Regions from separate parts of the Homo sapiens genome. Here region 2 is linked to region 1. A link is a loop called in an ENCODE intact Hi-C map of the cell type or tissue named here. Cell type or tissue: heart left ventricle. All regions are shown on one strand. Each heading gives the region's core, and the rest is flanking DNA. Links, peaks and the distances in the headings are about the cores only. Region 1 overlaps PPP1R12B (protein phosphatase 1 regulatory subunit 12B). Region 2 overlaps PPP1R12B (protein phosphatase 1 regulatory subunit 12B).

Evidence for each region. A loop is a pair of places that touch in the nucleus more often than their neighbours do. Peaks named below come from ENCODE experiments on the same cell type or tissue, not always from the same donor. Only the 100,000 strongest peaks of a DNase experiment are listed, where the experiment ranks them.
Region 2: a loop joins it to region 1, with 2.5 times the contacts of the local background. A loop is called at or near these places in 27 of 110 quality-filtered maps.

Annotation. Positions count from the first base shown.
Region 1 is chr1:202,351,534-202,363,000 of GRCh38, reverse strand. The region is part of intron 1 of PPP1R12B (protein phosphatase 1 regulatory subunit 12B); the gene reads right to left. Among named protein-coding and RNA genes, the nearest start is that of PPP1R12B, 8.6 kb to the right of the region's middle. RefSeq lists enhancers at 277-1,018, 1,019-1,761, 3,164-4,115. In heart left ventricle, for the core only: no CTCF peak of the experiment used is centred there; no DNase peak of the experiment used is centred there; H3K27ac peaks cover 208 bases.
Region 2 is chr1:202,398,455-202,410,446 of GRCh38, reverse strand. The region is part of intron 1 of PPP1R12B (protein phosphatase 1 regulatory subunit 12B); the gene reads right to left. It also overlaps the pseudogene RNU6-89P. Among named protein-coding and RNA genes, the nearest start is that of PPP1R12B, 56 kb to the right of the region's middle. RefSeq lists a silencer at 11,042-11,303. In heart left ventricle, for the core only: no CTCF peak of the experiment used is centred there; no DNase peak of the experiment used is centred there; H3K27ac peaks cover 3,194 bases.

The DNA of each region.
Region 1 (11,467 bases), core at 3,385-11,384:
TCAGCTGGGCATGATGGTGCATGCCTGTAGTCCCAGCTACTCAGGGGGCTGAGGCACAAGAATCACCTGAGCCCAGTAGGCAGAAGTTGCAGTGAGCCAAGATCGTGCCATTGCACTCCAGCCTGGGCAACAGAGGGAAACTCTGTCTCAAACATAAATAAATAAATAAATAAATAAACATTCAAACTACAGAAGTGCATTATAGAGACAGGACAGAACATTTATCTTGATATTAAGAAAAATGAAGATAATCTTCTTGCAATAATTTAGGTAATGAGCAGAAAAATTAAATTTATAATTTTAATTTTTCAAAGTTATTTCCTTATTACAAAAAAAAAAAACAAAAACCCTGGGCCTTGCTGATTCTGTCATGAACTGGCTATAGCACACACAGAGCTGAAGCAAGGCAGTCTCCACTCTCAACTGAAAACTGGTGCCAATGATAAAGATGTTGCCTGCTTTAAAAAATACCTGTTAAGCACTTAGAGTTCTAGCAGTCAAATTCTCCTAATACTAGCCCTGTACGGCAATTGTGAAGTTGGAATGGATGCGGCTCACCACTAGAGTCCTTGTGCTGTAGGAACTCTTCAACAGGTGAAATGATTCTTAACAGATGGAAGGAATCCTGGTCATCCTTCAGAATCACTTTCCATTACCCCTAGTGATTTATAATGAGGTGAGTTATTCTTTTGACCTCATTTTTCATGCTATCTACTGTCAAGGAGGAACAATTTAAACATGGGGAGGAAAATCAATACAAGAGGAATAATTACAAAACAGTGAAGCTGCATCCACAGGACCCAAACACAATCTGTTTTGGCATTTTAACGTCACATTTCATCGCTAGACCAACCAACTTTAAAAAAAATAAAAATCACTAACTAAAAAAAGAAACCTGGCAAAAATGTTGCCAAGAAGCAGGAAAAAAAAAAAAAGTAATCTGCCTCCCCTGAAATGCCCGCATATAAATAAAACAGTTCATAAAACCATACATCCCACTGTGAAATTCACATTCAATTAGAAGGGCCAATTTCTCTTAGGCCTCAAAGAGCACAACAAAAGCCAGCCAATCAACCCAATCTCCATATGAATGCCCCAATGTCACTTCCATTTTCTAAGACAAGCACATCATTTGCCCACAGTTGACTGCCCAAAACTGATGTAGCTAGAATGGACACTCTTCCTATCTCTTATAAAGCAGGTCTCTTTCTTCTCCTTGCACCGCCAAGTTACTATTTTTTTTTTAGTTTTCTTTGGAGCGTTCCCTTTGAAGTTTTCTTTCATAATGGACCTCAAGGGCTGGCAGTTGACTTAGGGAATAAGAAACCATATTACTGAACTGGAATTCTGAACAATATTTCAAAATAAGGGGAATGATATGGTTTGGATATTTGTGCCCTCCAAATTTCATGTTGAAATGTGATCCCCAATTTTGGAAGTGGGGCCTGGTGGGAAATGTGTGGATTACAAGGGCAGCTCCCTCATAAATGGCATGGTGTCCTTTCCATGGCAATGAGTGAGTTCTTCTCTTCACAGGAGATCTGATTGTTTAAAAGAGTATGGTACCTCCCACCTCTCTCTCTTTCTCCTGCTCTATGTGATGCACCTGCTTCCCCTTTGCCTTTTGCATGACTGTAAGCTTCCCGAGGCCCTCACCATGAGCAGATGCTGGCCTCATGCTTCCTGTATAGCCTGCAGTACTGTGAGCCAATTAAACCTCTTTTCTTTATAAATTACCTAGTCTCACGTATTCCTTTATAGCAACAAAAACAGACTAATATAGGGAACTTCAGTTAAGAGTTAATGGAGGCCGGGAGCGGTAGCTCACAACTGTAATCCCAACACTTTGGGAGGCCGAGGCGGGCGGATCACAAGGTCAGGAGATCGAGACCATTCTGGCTAACACGGTGAAACCTCGTCTCTACTAAAAAAATACAAAAAAATTAGCCAGGTGTGGTGGCGGGCACCTGTAGTCCCAGCTACTCAGGAGGCTGAGGCAGGAGAATGGCATGAACCCAGAAGGTGGAGCTTGCAGTGAGCCGAGATCGCGCCACTGTCTTCTAGCCTGGGTGACAGAGCAAGACTCCGTCTCAAAAAAAAAAAAAAAAGAGCTAATGGTAAAGATATGAAATGACAGTAGAAAAAGTTTACTCCACTGCCAATCACGGAAAATATTTACATACGAAGGGTACTACTAATCTCAACATTAGGCACCTTGTCAAGCCTTGCAACAGTCAATACACTAAACCTATGTTAACTATTTTATTCACAATTTACTTTTTTTTTTTTTTGAGACGGAGTTTCACTCTTGTTGCCCAGGCTGGAGTGCAATGGTGCAATCTCGGCTCACTGCAACCTCTACCTCCCAGGTACAAGCGATTCTCCTGCCTCAGCCTCCCAAGTAGCTGGGATTACAGGTGTCCACCACCAGCCCCAGCTAAATTTTTTATTTTTGGTAGAAACAGGGTTTCACCATGTTTGGCAGGCTGGTCTCGAACACCTGACCTCAGGTGATCCTCCCACCTCGGCCTCCCAAAGTGCTGTGATTACAGGTGTAAGCCACTGCACCCGGCCAATTTACATTTTTTAAGCTGATCACTGGTAACCCAATTAGAAGCGCAATACAAGGAGCTTCTTGTGATGTGATGATAATTAGAATAATTCACTAATTAATGGAATTCAGGTCTAGTCAAGACTGGCTTGAAACTTCAAAATTTTTGCAGGCCATCAATGGCCACTAAATCACAAAGAGAGATAACCTGACATTATTTGCCTTCTCATGGAAGTACATACCACCACTTATGATGTACTCTTACCAAAAAATTGGAATCTGAATCAGACCTAATCTCTAATTACTAGTTTATAGAAAACACGTGGGACAAAAGAACACCTTAACACCACAAGCAAGCAGTCAGAAAAATCTAGGTTGTAGAGAAACTCTAAAGTACAAACAACCCAGGTTTTCAACAAATAAGGTAAGAGAAAAAAAATGAGGAGGAAACCATAGATTAAAATACGTATCAATCAAAACAGACCTTATTTGAATCATGACTTGAATAAACCAACTGTTAAAACACACACACACACACCTGTGAACAATCAGGGAAACTTAAACACTACTAAAATATAATTTTAAGAAACAAGATTTTGACTTTTAGGTGTGCCAATGAAATTTGTTTTTGTTTTTGTTTTTGTTTGAGACAGAGTCTCACTCTGTCACCCAGGCTGGAGTGCAGTGGCGAGATCTCAGCTCACTGCAAGCTCCGCCTCCCGGATTCAAGTGATTCTCCTGCCTTAGCACCGCCCCCCACCCCCACCCCCCACCGCCAGTAGCTGGGATTACAGACACACGCCACCACGCCTGGCTAATTTTTCGTATTTTTAGTGGAGACAGGGTTTCACCATGTTGGCTAGGCTGGTCTCAAACTCCTGACCTCCGGTGATTCACCTGCCTTGGCCTCCCAGTGCTAGGATTATAGGCATGAGCCACCACGCCCAGCTGATTTTTTTTTAATTTAAATTTCTACGTTCTAGAGATATATATCGAAATATTTACAAATAAAATATAAGCTGGGCACGGTGGCTCATGACTGTAATCCCAAAACTTTGGGAGGCTGAGGCAGGTGGATCACCTGAGGTCAGGAGTTCATTTGAGACCAGCCTGGCCAACATGTGAAATCCTGTCTCTACTAAAAATACAAAATTAGCCGGGCGTGGGGGCACATGCCTCTAATCCCAGCTACTTGGGAGGCTGAGACACCCTGGGAGGTGGAGGTTGCAGTGGGCCAAGATCGCACCACTGCACTCCAGCCTGGGCAACAAGAGTGAAATTCCATCTCAAAAGAAAAAAAAAAATTATGTGATATCTAGGATTGGCTATAAAATAATCCAGTATACTGGAGATGAGGATCTATAAATGAAACAAGATTGGCCATAAGTTGATCACTTTTGAGAATTCATTATACCATTCTCTCTACTTTTGTATCTTCTATTTTGAAATATTCCATAATAAAATGCTTAAAAGAGAGTCACTAGACCAATAATTAATACAGAAAAACCAGATACATATATCATGCCAGATATATCATGAATATTTAGAGCATGGCACCATAAAATATTCCCCAAATTTGCATTAGATTAATATTCTAACAGATTATCACTGTGTCATAACATTTAAGTATACTAAATATAAAATCATCTCTAAATTTTTGTATAAACCTATTCCATAACTATAATGAAGTAGAATATTTCATTAAAAACCACATGCAAGTCAATTTCCAATACTGAAAACTCAAGTTTCAGTTTTTTTTTTTTTTTTTGAGACGGAGTCTCGCTCTGTCACCCAGGCTGGAGTGCAGTGGTGCCACCTTGGCTCACTGCAACCTCCACCTCCCGGGTTCAAGTGATTCTCCTGCCTCAGTCTCCCGAGTAGCTGGGACAACAGGCGCGTGCGACCACGCCCGGCTAATTTTTTGTATATTTAGTAGAGACAGGGTTTCACCGTGTTAGCCAGGATGGTCTCAATCTCCTGACCTCGTGATCTGCCTGCCTTGGCCTCCCAAAGTGCTGGGATTACAGGCGTGAGCCACCGCGCCTGGGCAAAGCTTCAGTTTTTCAATTGAATTGCCTCATGAAACAAACATAAACTCTGCATGCCTGATAAAACTTTAAGCCCCCAAATTTTACTCAAACTGGTTACAATCTAAGATCAGAAGAAACAATTTTTTTAAATGACACTTCAAAAGCAGGAAAAACCCCAACATATTCACAGACAAAAACAACATCAACAAATTGGGCAAGCACTCAATTAGCAATCCAAATGAGGCTTCAATTCCTTGTCCTATATGACATTCTGGGCCAAGGTCTTAATCTGGATTTATTATTACTATGTTGAACCATTAAAGATTTATTAGACATCCCAAACCTCCATATTTCACCATCTTAGAGAAGATATATATGTAATTCTCCTCCATAAGCATAAAATAGTCTCAAATACTGATAAATATAGTACTCCCCTGACACTCCTCAAGAGCCAGAATGCTAGAACAGAAATCGGTTATGTAGCCAATTTCCTATTATAAGTTATAATAGTAACCAACTATTCTGGAGACCAATCCCAAAATTCAAGTTAGTTTCTAAATTGTATCTACTGCTAAGTAAAAGTAACAAGCAGCACAGAATCAGATACACAGTAGACACTCAAGAAATAAATGTAAGAGAATGGCAGAAAAAACTGTTTATTGGTACTAACCTCCCTATCACTGTTCCCCCAAGGCTGCCTTCCAGTGGAAGTGCTAATGAGTGGGAAATGGGCCAAACTAGACTGAGAAGTAAAATAAACTAGATAAGCAGCCATCAGTAATAGGGACATAACTTTCTTGCCCCTATTATCAGGTTTAATATCCTAAAATATTCTTAACTGATGAATAATGAAACCACCTGAACTAGCCAGAATTCAGCTTTTAAAGTGTCTTGCCACATATTTTGGGCCCTCATTTAAATTACAATTATATTGATGGAAAATCTATATTTTTTCTCCCAAAAGTCAACAGAAAGACAAGTTATCCTTAATGCAAAAAAAAACTTCATATAACCTCCACAAAAGTCTTCAAAAATATCTCTACTGAAAGTGCTCTTTCAAAGTTTAAATGACCAAATCCAACAGTCTTTTTACAGGCCTTCTCCTCAATTTCCTTTTACATTATTTACCATCCATTCCTTGAAATACCTCAATATCACTGTTTGTCGGTTCTTCTCTGTATTAGTTTCCTATTGCTGCTATAACAAATTACCATAAACTTAGTTGCTTAAAACAACACAAATTTATTATCATAGCATTCTGGAGGTCAGAAGTCTGAATCATGGCCAGATGCAGTGGCTCACAACTGTAATCCCCAGTGGCTCACACCTGTAATCCTTGGGAGGCCAAGGCGGGTGGATCACCTGAAGTCAGGAGTTTGAGACCAGCCTGGCCAACAAGGCAAAACCACGTCTCTACTAAAAATACAAAAATTAGCTGGTTGTGGTGGTGGGCGCCTGTAATCCCAGCTAATAAGGAGGCTGAGGCAGGAGAATCGCTTGATCCCGGGCAGCGGAGGTTGTAGTGAGCCAAGATTGTGCCACTGCACTCCAGCCTAGGGGTCAAGAGCAAAATTCAGTCTCAAAAAAAAAAAAAAAAAGTCTGAAATCAGTCTCATTGGGCTGAGTTGTCAAATTGCTGGCAGGGCTGGTTCCTTATGTGGAGGCTCTGAGAGAAGAATCCACTTCCTTGCCTTTTTCAGCTTCTAGGGTCCACCTGCATTCCTTGGCTCACAGAACCTTCCTGGAATCCCTGCAATCTCTTGCTTCCTTCATCACATCTCCTATTCTGATTCTGCTCTCTTGCCTGTCTTATATGGATGCTTGTGATTATATTGGGCTCACCTGGATAATCCAGGCTAATCTCCTTATCTCAAGATCCTTAAATTAATCATATCCCCAAAGTCTCTTTTACCCTGTAAGGTAACATATTTACATGTTCTGGGGATTAGGACTTAGACATTTTTGGGGCACCATTAGTCAGCCTACCACATCTTCCAACAGCTCTAACTTGAATTTCTGCATTCTCTGCCTACCAGCTGCTTGTGTTTTCTGCTCTTCTCTGTATGTTTTCTCCCTTTCCTCTTTCACACTCATTACTTCAACTCTCACCTTTATGCTAAAATCAAGTCTCTTGTCTCAAATATGAGAAAACTGGAGCATAGATAGGAAAGTGACTAGCCTTGAGTCACATAGATACCTACAGGATATTTACTTACTTACTTACTTATTTATTTGAGACACAGTCTTGCTCTGCTCTGTCACCCAGGCTGGAGTGCAGTGGTGTGAACACAGCTCACTGCAGCTTCAACCTCCTGGGCTCAAGTGATCCTTCCACCTCAGCCTCCTATGTAACTGGGACCACATGTTTGCACCACCATACCTGGCTAATTTTTTTTTGGGTGGGGAGGGGGTTGGAGAGATAGGGTCTCACCACATTGCTCAGGCTGGTCTCAAACTCCTGGTCTCCAGCAATCCTCCCGCCTTGGCCTCCCAAAGTGCTGGGATTACAGATATGGGCCACCATGCTAAACACCTATAGGAGATTTCTATTTGTACGTCTTCAGAGTACCTCAGTCTAATCGTTGACTGAATACTATTTCTACCTGAATAACACAATTCTTTCAGACTCACAAGCTAGAATTGTACTACACTTTTTTCTCATCTCCATTCACTCAGCTGGTTCTCTCAACTCTGTCTCTCCATTCATTCAGAAATCCAAGTGCTGCTTCAGAATCCTAAAATACTGCTTTGGTTGGGTAACGACCCTGCTCAAACCCACAAAAATTCTCTACTAAGGAGTCCATCAAGCCACCTTGGCCTGATGTTTGATGTTCAAAGCCCTCTAGGATGTCACCCTGACTCTCTCTCATCTCTAACCCTTCAAACACATCCATTAGGATTTCCTAGCATCCTCTGCCTACACACCACACCCATTCCTATTTATTCGCCCATGCTGCTCTACCATCCTGGACTGCCTTCGTTTGTCCTTCCACTTAGGAATACATCCTTTCCAGGGTATCATAGAATTTGGAACTCTAAAAGGAATCTTTTTTTTATTTATCTGTTTCCAAACCTGACTGTTAGTTCCTTGAGGGCAGAAATTATACCACATATATACTCTAGTACAGACTTACAATCTACCATTTAGACATTCAATATTAGTTGTTAATTAAGAATCTAAGAAAACCTCTAAAGAGAAAAATATAGTGGAACACGGCCAGGCATGGTGGCTCACGCCTATAATCCCAGCACTTTGGGAGGCTGAGGCGGGTGGATTACCTGAGGTCAAGAGTTCAAGACCAGCCTGGCCAACATGGTGAAACCCCGTCTCTACTAAAAATACAAAAATTAGCTAGGATGGTCTCGATCTCCTGACCTCGTGATCCACCCGCCCAAAACCCCGTCTCTACTAAAAATACAAAAAAAATTAGCTGCGCATGGTGGCAGGCACCTGCGGTCCCAGCTACTCGGGAGGCTGAGGCAGGAGAATGGCGTGAACCCGGGAGGCAGAGCTTGCAGTGAGCTGAGATCACACCACTGCACTCCAGCCTGGGCGACGGAGCAAGACTCCGTCTCAAAAAAAAAAACAACAACAAAAAAAACAATTAGCCAGGCGTGGTGTCACCCCCCTGTAATCCCAGCTACTCAGGAGGCTACGGCAGGAGAATTGCTTGAGCCCGGGACGCAGAGGTTGCAGTGAGTCGAGATCGTGCACTGCACTCCAGCCTGGCTGACAGAGCGAGACTCTGTCTCAAAAAAAAAAAAGAATGGGACACATGTAATTAATGGCATATTATTCAAATATCAAAAACTTTACTCTAGGCCAGGCATGGTGGCTCTTGTTTGTTTATAGACACAGGGTGTCACTCTGTCATCCAGGCTGGAATGCAGTGGCACGATCATGGCTCACTGCAACTCCAGTTCCTGGACTCAAGCTATCCTCCCGCCTCAGCCTCCCAAGTAGCTGCAACTACAGACATGCACCAACATGCCTGGCTAATTTTATTTTTTTGTAAAGACAAGGTTTTGCTATGTTGCCCACGCTGGTCTCAAACTCCTGAGCTCAAGTGATCCTCCTGCCTCAGCCTCCATCTATTGTGATTATTGGGACAAAATAACTGATGAATGACTGTCATGGGCTGAGGGTGGGAGGAGCTGTCTACCAAGGAGCACAAAAAATCTTGAGGGTAACGTTCTACATCTTGATTACAGTGGTGGTTCCACAACTGTACGCATTTGTCAAAACTCATACGATGCTACACTACAAAGAGTGAATTTTATTGTATATAAAGTATATCTTAGTTTTAAAATATTTTAAAAGAAAAAAATAAACTACTTAGTTTTATGTTAACAACAAGACTGGTCCAACTCCTTACCTTTGGCAGAATTGTGCTTAATCCATATATATTGACAGGTTGCCTATTTCAAAATACTCACAGAGTAGAAGATTCTAAAAGCCCAAATGGTGATATACAGTTATTCAGCAGGAGTTGAAGAATTGGGGAGAGGCCAGGCATAGTGGCTCCTACTTGTAATCCGAGCACTTTGGGAGGCCGAGGGGGGAGGATTGTTTTAGCCCAGGAGTTCAAGATCAGCCCTGGCAACATAGTGAGACCCCCTTGTCTACAAAAAATTTTAAAAATTAGCTGGGTATGATGGGGTGTGCCTGTAGTCCCAGTTACTAAGGAGGCTGAGGTGGGGAGGATCACTTGAGCCTGAGAGGTTGCAGCTGCAGTGATCCATGGTCACACCACCACACTCCAGTCTGGGTAACAGGGCAAGACCCTGTCACACACACACACACACACACACACACACACACACACACACACAAAGAAGAAGAATAGGGAAGAAATTCTGCGGAACAAATGAAAGTCATTTTTATTTATACTTTCAAAAAAAAAAACCACACAGACAAAAAGCTGAATTTCCCAATATGGCTTTGAGGTCCAACATAGTCTGATGCAACATATTAAGCAATTTGAAGAGGTAAGCTACTAAAATGGCTCAGGATAGATGACTATTCTAGATGCACAATAATAAAGGAGCAAACAGGATTTTTCTGAATCCTATGTTGCCATGGGTCCTGACACTAAGCAGAATTCATCAATATTCAGGGTAAGGCAAAAGTAACTTCGCAGGTGGAACCAGGAGAGGAATGAGTAATAAATGTAGAATAAAAGAGAAAAGGTTAAAAGCACAAGTTTTATTTTACCATATGAGTTAGCACACAAAATATACTATTTTATATTGAACTGAACACACATTCATCTTACTCATCTTCTGTCTCTGTCTGAATATAAATTGCTCAGCCTATCCTCCTCCCCTCACTTGTTCCTATCTCCATCTCTCTTCCTGAGAAATACGTGATTTTAGCCTCCCTAAGTCTACAGCGTCAGACTGAGGCAACTCTAGAATGACAAAGGCTTATTCAACTACAAACTGAATTCCAGTCTGGTGTGACCTTGAGGGTCCAAATTTGGACCCTGCACATTACAAAGACAGTCTGAATTTCTTTTTTCTTTTTTTTTTGAAACGGAGTCTCACTCTTTTACCCAGGCTGGAGTGCAGTGGTGTGATCTCAGCTCACTGTAACCTCCACCTCCTGGGTTCAAGCGATTCTCCTGCCTCAGCCTCCCCGAGTAACTGGGACTACAGGTGTGCACCACCACACCAGGCTAATTTTTGTATTTTTAGTAGAGACGGGATTTTGCAATGTTGACCAGGCTGGTCTCGAACTCCTGACCTCGTGATCCACCTGCCTCAGCCTCCCAAAGTGGTGGGATTACAAGCGTGAGCCACCACCCCCGGCCGCCAGTGTGAATTTCTGAGTCAAGTATGGAATTATTCTAATCTCCTTGGTAGCCCTCCAGATGAAGACTGATCAGACCGTGCTAAGAGACAAGACCTATGGTGACTGAAATCCAGCATCCCTCACCACACTCAGCACAGATTTAAGAGTCAACATAATACATGCTGAAGTAAGTAAGCATTCATTTTAATAAATCCTAGAAAAATCTCTTTTCTGAAAGTAGGCACTTGCCTCTTCCCACAGCAATAATTTGGTAGATATCATGTATCTAGGCCTAGAGTACCTAAGATTATAATGCTAAGGATATCAAGATAGGTGCTAACAGTCAAACTTAATAAATAAATAAAAGAAAAAATTTAAAGTACTATTCCACATAGAATTATTAACAAATATTCCTGGCCTTACAATGTGTATACGCAAATGAAACAGAAATTCCTTTGTGAGCAAACAAGTGCTTTCAAGGGTTCTATAATCAGATTAATACCTTGTTAAGGACTCTAGGACAACACATGCATACACACCAAATCTTAATTTAGTCACTGAAATTTAGTCTGCATCAGTTTCCAAGGCTTTCATCAGAGTTGGTCTAACCTTTGAGATACTTCTTATCCCAGTCTAACTCAAGTATTATTAATAGGCCCCCTGGAGCTTGTTATCTTTGACTCAAGCACCTCGTGGTCTCAGCAAAGGCTGCCAAGAAAGAAGGTCTCTAAGTCCAAAAGAAGCATCAAGGCACCACAAGCTGCAGTGCAAATCATCTACTGTGACGTTGTAGGAGGAGAAAAATTGTCCCCCAGTATTATCTGGGGGCTTCTAACATGCCAAGACAATAATCCACAGTTGGTCAAGTGGCCATGGCCAAAAGAGAGAAAAGAAGCAATTATCCAGATAATTTATATCGTGCTTGTATAACAAATGGACATTTTAAATAAATAATTCAGATAATTGTACCACTCACTCTCCATTTCACAGAAGGTGAATCCATTGTAAAGTAGGTGGTTCAGCTACCAACAGCTCCAGTCTCCCATTTGAAAATAGTCTTTTATGTACCTTAGGAGTTCTCCAGGTCGGCCA
Region 2 (11,992 bases), core at 1,481-9,480, 49 kb before region 1:
ACCTGCCTTGGCCTCAGAACAACTCTCTTCCCCATAAAACCCAGCTCCAGGTGTCTGGGCATATGTTAGAAGCTGGGCTTAGTGCAGCCTAACACCTACTTGTTTGGATTTTTCAGCCCACGCTTTCCTTGATTTCAACAAATCATGTGGACAAAATTGTTGAGAGTATATCAAGAAACACTACCAAAAGAGTAAAAAGGCAGTCCATAGAGTGGGAGAAAATACTTGCAAATCAATGCTTACTTCAGCAGTACATATACTAAAATTGGAACAATACAGAGATTGGCATGGCCCCTACATAAGGATGACAAGCAAATTCATGAAGCATTCCATATTTTTTATAAGCAAAAATATATGTACATAATAAAGTTTTTAAATTTGCACATCATATATCTGTATGGGATTAATATCCAGAGTATATCGAGAACTCCTAAAACTCAACAACAAAAAATAAACAACCTGATTCAAAAATGGGCAAAAAAGATTTGAATGGACATGTATCCAAAGATATACAAATGGCCAATAAGCATATGAAAAAATGCTCAATGTCACTAATCATTAGGGAAATGAAAATCAAAACTACAATGAGATAGCACCTCATACCTATTAGGATGACTATTATCAAAAAAACAAAATAGGCCTGTAGTCCCAGTTATTTGGGAGGCTGAGGAGGGAGGATCGCTTGAGCCCAGGTGATCAAGGCTGCAGTGAGCTATGATAGCACCACTGCCCTCAAGCGTGGGCAACACACAAGACCCATCTCTAAAAATAAATAATGAAATATAAAAATAAAATTTTAGCATGCAAGGAAATATTTTAAAAGTGTTGGCTGGGCGTTGTGGGTCACACCTGTAATCTCAGCACTTTGGGAGGCTGAGGTGGGTGGATCACGAGATCAGGAGATTGAGACCATCCTGGCCAACATGGTGAAACCCTGTCTCTACTAAAATACAAAAAATTAGCTGGGCGTGGTGGCGCGTGCCTGTAGTCCCAGCTACTTGGGAGGCTGAGGCAGGGGAATTGCTTGAACCCAGGAGGTGGAGGTTGCAGTGAGCCGAGATCATGCCACTGCTCTCCAGCCTGGTGACAGAGCAAGACTCCATCTCAAAAAAAAAAAAAAGTGTTGGCAAGGAATTAAAATCCTTGTGCACTGCTCAGGGGAATGTAAAATGGTATAGCCTCTATGGAAAACAGTATGGAAGTTCCTCAAAAAATTAAAAATAGAATTACCATTTCTATTTTCTATTCAAAAATAGGATTTTGAATATATATCCAGAAGAATTCTGGGTATAAACTCAAAATAATTGATGCTGGTCGTAATGGCTCATGCCTGTAATTCTAGCACTTTGGTAGGCTGAGGCGAGTGAACTGCCTGAGCTCAGGAGTTCAAGACCAGCCTGGGCAACATGGCGAAACCTTGTCTCTACTAAAAATACAAAAAATTAGCTGGGTGTGGTGGCATGCGCCTGTAATCCCAGCTACTTAGGAGGCTGAGGCATAAGAATTGCTTGAGCCTGGGAGGTGGAGGTTCCAGTGAGCAGAGACTGTAGTCCAGCCTGGGGGACAGAATGAAACCCTGTCTCAAAAAAAAAAAAAAAAAAAAGAAAGAAATAATAATAATTGAAAGCAGGGTCTCTCAAAGAGATATGTGTACACCCATGTTCACAGCAGCCTTATGCACAATAGCTACAATGTGGAAGCAATTGAAGAGCCCATTGATGGCTGAATGGATAAGTAAAATATGGTATATACATGCAATGTATATATACCAGAGGGAGTGTGATCCTGATAACACCTTGATTTTAAACTTCTGGACTCCAGAACTGTGGGAGAATGATTGAATAATTTTGTTTTAGGCCACCAAGTTTGTGTTAATTTGTTACAGAAGCCACAGGAAACTAATAAACTTGCCATAGAATAGCGAATCAGAATCAGAACCTAGAGAGTCTGCCATATCCTCAATCCTTACTAGTAACTGAAAATCACAGCTGTAACTGATCCCTTCTTTGACAGATGAAAAGTGATCAATAAATTTATAATATGACTTTTTAAAAGACAACTACATTAAATAGAAAGTTTTAGAAACTGTTTAACTAATCTCTGGCTCAAATAGCAAAACCCTGAAAGAACTAATCATGGTTCTCACATGAGGCATTTTACTGAAGGTATTCTGGCTGAGGACTGAAACTGGGATAGAAATACTAATTGATGAGGTCCCTGTGAAACCCAACATTTCTAAGCTCAAAGTCCCCTTGCCCCAACTAGACGGCCAAGAAATCATATGCCAAGAAATTATACAGCTGTCCCTCAGTATCCATGGGGAACTGGTTGCAAGACCCCCTGCAGATACCAAAATCCACTGAGGGTCAAGTTCCTTAAATAAAATGGTATAATATTTGCATATAACCTATGCACATCCTTCCAGATACTTTAAATCATCTCTAGATTATTTAAAATGCCTAAAACAATGTAAATACTATGTAAATAGTCATTATTCTATACTGTTTTTATTTGTATTATTTTTATTAATATTAAATTTTTATTTTTTATTTTTCCCAAATATTTTCAATCTGCAGTTGGTTGACTCCATGGATGCAGAACCCATGGATATGGAGAGCCAGTAGTACAAATAAATTAAAGGTGATAAAGGACTCAGTAAATCTGGCAATCTCCACCATCAGGAGATCGTCACTACAGGAAGGCTTTAACCTATCAGTAGTTAAGATTGACTGATCCAGAGCTTGAGTCAATCCTTCCAAGTAGCTGTCTCTTCACTCCAATCATGATATAGTATAACTACTGCTTAAGTGGAAATCATCACAGCAGTCTGCTCCAACATGACAGGTGACACCAGCAACTGTCTGCCCTGTGTGAAAGACTCATAACCCCACTGGCAGAGACAGTTTGGCTCTCAGATGGTGAGAACTATATCTGATTATGTACTCAGTGGTCAGGCAGGCTCTGGACACAGATCTGTACCCTTTCAAGAGAGACAGCCGAGAGAGCAGAAGTAAAGAATTTTCCATGAAGTGTCATACTGATTAAGATTTTGTTCTCAGTAAACTGGCATATTACCTCAAGACTGCAAATGTTTACAGGCTGGGACCAGAGAACATCTCCCTTCAATTAAGAGCAAGTATCATATTGCCTAAGGGTTAACAGTACTTAAATTTCAAAAATGTGTTCAATTTGGATTCTAATAAGCCCTTCGCTTCAAATAATGTTTCCCTCAATCTTCTCTATTCCCCATGCTTTTATTCACCTAAAAGAAGAAAAACTCATTCAGCTGTCTTACAACTTGGCAACTTTTGCACTATGGTTATACACGTCTGATCTCTTATCATCAAATCATGTTTTTTGAAAGTTGAGGAGAAAGAAGATGAAGAGCTCAGAAAATGAAATCTGCATTTTCTCAAAGCTCATGAGTCATCTTCAAACAGAAGTTGTATGTTCCAGTCTCCAAATCTCTACTTTGTTACTCACTGATAATTCTAATTTTGAGGAACAATAAATGTGGCCTACTAATTGTGATAAAAATCCCAAGTATGACTTTCTTTCAGCTCAAAGGTGAGATAGCTGAGTAACTCTGACACTTGAATATAAGAAAGTCCTATTGAAATTGGCTTCTTACAAATTCTGTACATAAGAGCTGAGACACACTAAGTAATGGAATGATACACCTTTACAGACTTGATCAAAGACATTCCTTAGAAAAAGTCTATTATAACAAAACAGTAAAGGAAAAAAAGAATACGGAAACTAGAGTGATAAGCATTAGGACTTTCCATGTTACAGATGAAGAAACTCAGCCTTGGAAAAGTTAAATGATTCTTATTTAAGGTCATATATTCAGTCACAGAACCACCTAAATGCTTTCTACCTACCACTTTAGAGGTGTCCGAAATAGAGTTCATGGCCAGGGTCAAGAAACTACTTGGTTCATGGAACATTTTCAATGCTTAATACCATCTCCCTAAAAATAGCTTTATTTTAGTATATACAGTGTAAACTGATATTAGTCTACTCCAATAATTTTATATAAGGAATGTGGCCAATTGGTCAATTTGAGTTGGTTACTCCTAACTAGACTAAATGCAAAACACAAAGATCTCATTAAAGTGCTTTGGTTACCACTCTGTTTATTAGCATGAGTCTGGATTAGAAACCTCCTTCCTCTCTTGGCTACCTGTCTTAATCACAGCCCCCCAGTGGTCTACCCTGCTGCCAAGTTGGCATGTAGAGTAAATTGTTGTCCCATGGAGAGGGATTTTTCTATTTAACTCCAGATCACTCTGTGCCCATAAACAAGTGTTTCACAAGACACAAGAGCACAGCCTGAAAGCTATGGCATGGGCAATGCTTCATAGCTGTCAAGTAAGCCTGGGGAAAAGAAGGAAGACAATCCTGGGATCTGAGTTGAGTAAGGAGTGAATGCCACAAAGAAATTACAGGCAGTTTAAATCTGCAGAAAGTATAAATCAGCACACCAAATATTATCCGTAAAAGGAGATATTAAATAAAAGGTTATTATTTTCCCAGCATATTTTCATCAAGCGTTTTATATAGTCAAAGCTAATAATATATTATTAGTCCATAACACTTATTGTCATGTCCTCCCACAGGTAGAGTACTACATGGTAGAAGACACGAGAGAAAGCAGTTATATAACCCTAAGCAGTACAGCATACAGTTAAGAGCACAGACTATGAAATAAGACTTCCTGAGTTCAAATCCCAGGTCTACTGGTTAAGTAGTTTTGTGTTCTTGGGACGAGTTATTTCTGTCTGCTTCAGGTTCCTCATCTGTTAAATTATCATACCAATCATAAGAACTACTTCATGGAGTTACAATTAGGATTAAATGAGCTAATGTACATAAAAACACTTCAAGCCTGGCACACAGTTAAATGTTACGTGTTAGCTGCTATTATTATATTACCCTTGTATTATCTCCAGAGTTAACAAGGGACCCTCCTTTCTACACAAGAGCAAAAATGATATACTTAAACATAAATATAGTTCTATATAAGTAATGTTATACTTAAATATGAATATAAGCTCTATGTAAGTTCCTGTACATGTAAACAGATCACAGTCAGGTTTCATTCATAAGAGATAAAAGTTAATTTAAGTTAGGATTAGAGGAAAGGAAAAACAATGGGCCAGGGCTCCTATAGCTGACTTCTATAGCTGGTAAAGGAAGTTGAGGGGCTTTAGACTGCGTTTTACCATAACAGAGTCACGGGCTGCTGAGGGTCCATCAAGTCTAATTGTTAGCACAAGCAGAAAATCTAAGAAGATAAAGTTCTGATCTGACACTGACTCACATTACCAAAGAACAGGTTAAGAATTTGTCTCAGTAATCAGTGTTCCCTGACTGTAATGTGCATTTCCATTTATTCATGTAACAAATATTACTAAGGCCTGTACTATACCAGACATGGTCCTCAGGTGGAGATGTAGTAATAAAAAATGATTAAGACTTTATCATTTAGTGGTGGAAAGAGACATGTAAATGATACAATGCAACAGAAATAATCTCTAATATAAAATGAGAGCTAAGTACAAAGTGTTATAGTGCAGAGTAAGAAGTTGCTAACTTGGTCGAGGGGCTACAGGAAAAACCTCCCAGTATAAACATTATTTGGGCTGGGTGCGGTGGCTCACGCCTGTAATCCCAGCACTCCGGGAGGCCAAGGTGGGCGGATCATGAGGTCAGGAGATCAAGACCATCCTGGCTAACACAGTGAAACCCCGTCTCTACTAAAAAAATACAAAAAATTAGCCAGGCGTGGTGGCACACGCCTGCAGTCCCAGCTACTCAGGAGGCTGAGGCAGGAGAACCGCTTGAAGCTGGAAGGTGGAGCTGCAGTGAGCCAAGACACGCCACTGCACTCCAGCCTGGGCAATAGAGTGAGACTCCATCTCAAAAAAATTATAATAAAAATTTAAAAAATAAAAATAAAAAATTATTTACCTGAGTTATAAAGAAGAAAGAGAACACTGAAACAGCAGCGATGAAGAGAATCTGAAGCAAAGAGAATAACATAGGCAAAGGTCTGGAGGAAACAGAAAATGTCCATTTTTTGGAATAGTGAGAATTCTATGCATGCATAGACTAAAAAGGGGGTGGGGGCATGCATAGAAATTTAAGTAGGGCTTCATTTGCCATACTGAGAAATTGGAACTTTACCCTACAGGCTAGTGGAAAATAGAAGGAATTGTGGCTGGTAGGATACGTTGACAGCCATGAAGGTCCCTATATTCCATCCATGATAAAGAGTCTCACCTTTATCCTGAAGACAACAGGGAGGTATTGAGGTTTTTAAACCAGAGAGTGATACTAACAGAATTGTATCTTAGAATGATAATTGCAGTAGGAATATGAAGATTGAACCACTGGGAGGGAAAAACTCATGAGAGACACCAGTGAGGAAATTGTAATCTAGGCAAGAGAGGATGAGGTCTTGAAGTAAGGTACTGGCAGCTAAGACACTGGGGAGGACATGGATTTGAGAAGTACCCCTGAGGTAAAATGAACAGAAAGGGTCACTTATTAGAATGTCAGTGGTGAGAAAGGATAACATGGAGATTGTTAAGAGCTTAGGACCATGGGTGATTTGTGACACCACTTAGACAAAACAGGGAATATAAGGAAGTCTTAGAAGTCTTTTCTGTTTCTGATTCCCAACTAGTGCTAATTTCTCTTAAAGCCTAAGTGACTTACACTCAGGAACTATATTTGAGCAGCAAACTAACAAGTACTGTTGCCCTTTCCATATTAAATAATCCAAAAGTGAGCCTAGAGAAATCAGTGCCAACCAGCCCAGCCTCACAGCTGTTCCCTGCCCCACAGCAAAGTCCTGGTTGGGTCAGTGTCATGAATACCATGGCATGGGCCTGGCAAGGCATTATTGTACAGCAGCCCACACAACAGGGGAATTGAGGTTACAGTATAAGGTCTCAGCTACAGCTGAAATCTCTTTAAAGGCACGTGTTAGTGATAACAATGGTAACTTTACAACTCAAGAGGACACCCCCAATTTCTTCTCGAAAATTTTAATCTTTGGAATAGAAAATGAGTTGGTAAATTAAAAATATACTGTTTGGCCCATATGGTATTTTAAAATTAAAGATTTTTTGCACACAAAAATTCTATATTTGAAACTCCTTTTTAAAAATTAGATTACAACACTGGGGCCAGATTCCCACAAAGTAACAACTGGTTGGAGTTGAGTGGCAGCTGCCTTCTTTAGGCAGAACATGCGTTTCTCAGTGCCCCAGGCCCCATCTCTCTCTACTGTGTTACACCAAGCCTTCTTTATTAATTTGTATTACCTGCCCATCCCCTTTACTTTCTTATTTTCCCAAAAATTTTTATGAAGATGTTCAAACACAGAAAAGTTGAAAGAAGTTCACAGTGACCCCCCCATATACCCACACAAGCTATCGTCCACTATTAATGTTGTATTTGCTTTGTCATGTATCCATCCCTTCATCCATTCATCCCATTTCAGACATTAGTAATAATTTCTCCAAATACTTAACTATAAACTAGAGTTAAATACCTCTTTACAGTATTATTTTTCTTTTGAAGTAAAATTTACATACAGTGAAAAGCACGAATCTTAGGTATACATTCACTAAGTTTTGACAAATGTCTGTATATGTTACCCCTCACTGTAGGTGTTTGAGTTGCATCTCTCAGGCATCTGACCCCTTGGACAGAAAATTGTTTTTCTACATTGCTCTGACCTCAGCACTGTCCGAGGCCAAGGAAATGCTGGCTATGAGCAGAAACATAGTTGACCTCTCTTAAAGCTGCGTCTTGTTTCTGCTAGGCCTTAACAGTCCAAATCTGGGTATAATCAATTTTGTATATCTGATAATATAAATTCACTATTGAGGCTGAAAACAGAACACACACTAGAGATTAAGACTTGAGAAATCTGAACAACTTGGTTTTTTCCTGAAAGCATCAAGCATAATGATACAACAAAACATAGCCTGTAGTCCAAACTTCAGACTGCTATGTCCTAGAAGAAGGGAAGTAGAATGAAAAATACAAACCAATGAATAACACAAACATCCCTTGAGATCACAAATAGAAGAGTTAGATTCCACTCTCCCCGACTAGCTTACTGGTAGTACCAAGGTAACAAGAAAAGCTTCCGTGATTTGTTGGTAAGAGAAGTCATTCCTAAGTCCAGGAAAAGATCAGGAATAGCAAAAAGGTAGAAACCTCATGTTCCAAAAGTAGAATATGGACAGGTAAAAACCTGAAAGAGGACTCAAGATTCACTGTTAAGGCAAAGACTTTCCACATAGCCTGGCAAAGCAATGGCATCCCTTTATGGAAATGAAAATGAGAAACGCCCCCTGTCTCCTTTGATGGTAAGTGCTTACTTATCTGCAGTCAAATCCCAGCCTCCCAGAGCACTTCACTAGCAGGGTGCTCAGAATTAGGTGAAGCTTGCCAAGACAGAAAATTTCAGATGCTGTTGCAGAGGCACTGAAGGTTAAGGAAAGAGTGTGTGTTACCTTGCTTTCAATCTGTCTCAACTGTCTCATTTATAGAGTGTCCTCAAGCCCAAACTCTGAACAACTGTTATGTAGGACAGAGGTAGAGGAGAAATTTCAGAACAGAATGGAGGATGTTGTAAGATGCTGTATAGGCAAAAGAGTCTGACTTTAATGTCACAGCCCATCCTAATCTTTCCACAGCTAAGTTTCTTAGCTATACAAGAAAAACACCAAATTTAACCTTCTTTTTATTTCAGGGTTGATGTGAGGACACAAGACAACAAATATGAAAACAGATTTTTAAAAAGATAACTAGTACATAAGTCCAAGTATTGCTATTAACGTATGCTATTCTTTGTGTTAATTAATAAAACAAAATATACTGTGAGGCAGTATAGTGCATTGATTTAGAGCAAACTTTCTCTGTAAAGAGCCAAATAGAAAGTACTTTATTTGGGAGACCAAGGTGAATGAATTGCTTGAGGGCAGGAGTTCAAGACCAGCCTGGGCAATGTGGCAAGAATCTATCTCTACAAAAAAAAAAAAAAAAAAAAAAAAAAAAATTAAATTAGCCAGCCATGGTGGTGGACAACTGTAGTCCTAGCTACTCGGGAGGCTGAGATGAATAACTTGCTTAAACCCAGGAGGTCAAAACTGCAGTGAGGTATGACTGTGCCATTATACTCCAGCGTAGGTGCCAGAGCCTGACCCTGTCTCTAAAAAAAAAAGAGAAAAAAGAGAAAAAAGAAAGAAGTACTTTACACTTTGCAGATCATAGTCTCTTGCAAACATTCAACTCTGTCATTATAATGTAAAAGCAGCTATAGACAATACTAAACCAACGACTATAGCTGGGTTCCAGTAAAATTTTATGGACACTAAAAATCTGAATTTCACATAAGTTGCACATATCACAAAATATTTTACTTCTTTTTCAGCTAATTAAAAGTGCAAAACTATTTTTAGCTTATAGGTTGTACAAAAACAGGCAGTGGGCTGGATTTGGCCCATGAGCTATAGTTTGCTGACCCCTGATTTAGTGCATTGGCCAGAAAGTTTGAATTCAAATGTCAGCTGTGGAACTTAATAGCTATAAGACCTTGTATAAGTTACTTAACTTCTTTCTGCCTCAGTTACCCCATCTATAAAATGGGAATAACAGTACTATTTCTTTCTTAGTATTATTATGAAGATTACATATCTTTATATGGACACAGCAGTTGGAACAGTGTCTGGCACAACTTAACTGCTCATGCATATTGCTGTTAGCTATTATAAACCATTTCCATAACAATCTCTAACAATTCTGCAAGTGTGCCACACTTTCACATGCCCTCATATATTTACACATGCTGTTTCCTCTGCCTGGGATGCATTTTCCTGCTTAGAGCTTCTACATGGTCTGAAAGACTTAGTTTAAACATTACCTTCACTATGAAGCCTGCCTTGACTATTCTTCTCATCCTAGCAGATACTAGCCACTACCACCAGTTTCCCATTACCTATTGTAGTATATTGGATTTTATTGTAGTTATCTTTGATAGGTCAAATTCTCAGCAAGACTCCTTGTATGCAGAGTCTATGACTTACTAATTGTATCCCCAGGGCCCAGAATAGTGCTCTACACACACAAAGCATGTATTTGCTTAATGATATTAACAATACAGAAAGCAAGCTAATACATTAATAACGAGGATAGAAATCTCCTAGTTATGTGCCATAAAAAGGAACAAAATCATGTGCTTTCCAGTAACATGGATGCAGCTGGAGGCCATTATCCTAAGTAAATTAACACAGGAACAGAAAACAAATTCTGCATGTTCTCACTTATAAGTGTGAGCTAAACACTGGGTATTCATGGACATAAAGATGGCAACAGTAGACACTGGGGACTACTAGAGCAGAGAGGGAGGGAGAGAGAAAGGGAGAGGGGCTAGGGATGAAAAACTAACTATTGGGTACTACACTTGCTAACTGGGTGATGGGATCAATCATACCCCAAACTTCAGCATCACACGATATACCCATTAACAAACTTGTACATGTACCCCCTGAATCTAAAAGTTGAAATTATAAAAAATAAATGAAATAAGATCTTTTAAATCCATCATCAAGGAAAAACAAATATCGGCCAGGCGCAGTGGCTCATGCCTGTAATCCCAGCACTTTGGGAGGCTGAGGCAAGCAAATCACGAGGTCAGGAGATCGAGACCATCCTGGTTAACACGGTGAAACCCCATCTCTACTAAAAACACAAAAAATTAGCCAAGCATGGCGGTGGGTACCTGTAGTCCCAGCTACTCAGGAGGCTGAGGCAGGAGAATGGCTTGAACCCAGGAGGTGGAGCTTGCAGTGAGCCAAGATTGCGCCATTGCACTCCAGCCTGGGCGACAGAGCAAGACTCCATTTCAAAAAAAAAAAAAGGTGCGGTGGCTCACACCTGTAATCCCAGCATTTTAGGAAGGTAAGGAGGGAGGATTGTTTGAGACCAGCTTGGACAACAAAATGAGCCCTCATCTCTACAAAAAATTAAAAAATTCACTGAGCATGCTAACACATGCCTGTGGTCCCAGCTACATAGGAGGCTAAGGCAGGGGGATCGCTTAGGCCCAGGAAAATGAGGCTGCAGTAAGCCATGTACGCACCACTACACTGCAGCCCTAGGTGACAGAGCGAGACCCTGTCAAAAGAAAGAAATCTCCTAGTTATATGACAAATATGAATATAATTAAATATGAAAATAATTTCTAATATCCTATTTTGAGTAAAATTTACCATGTTAATATTCCATCCCCAGGCATATCCAGTAAGCATCCAGAGGTTGTCTTGGTGCTGTTATTAGTTGGTAGCAGATATCTTAGAATCCACACATTGATAATCACAACACTAGGTTTTAGAGATTCAAAAGCTCATCTCCCTCAATTTACAAAAAATATATATATATGTTTAGTAGTGAGGGGAAAAGGAAATAAAATAATGAAATGTGAAATTTCCACCAATATAACAATGTACATAGCAAAAACCAAGAAGTTAACAGAATGAAAGCCCTTTTTTGAGCCTTCTCTTAAACTCTTAAGGAAATAGTCAATCATCAAAAGGCTTCACCAAAGCCATTGAGAGAAGTATGCTTTTTCAGCTAGTCAGGATTCTAACTAAAACAGAGTTACTTGGGCAACATAAGACATTACCCTTGCCACTCTCAACTTGCCAAGAGTGTTGTGCCCCTTTGCTTAGACTTCTGCCAGGCAAGCTATGATACTGTGCCCAAATGATCCTGTGCCAGACACAACAATCCCTCTGACAGAAGGTTCCTTGTGTCTACTAATTCTAGGCTAACCAGCATGCCTGGCACACTGTCTCTTAAAAAAACCAAAGCTGTTTTGGGAGAACAGGTTAAAGGAGGAAGGGACTCCAACAACTAAATAGTGAATATTTTCCAAAAGGCAATTTAATATCATCAAAATCAATGA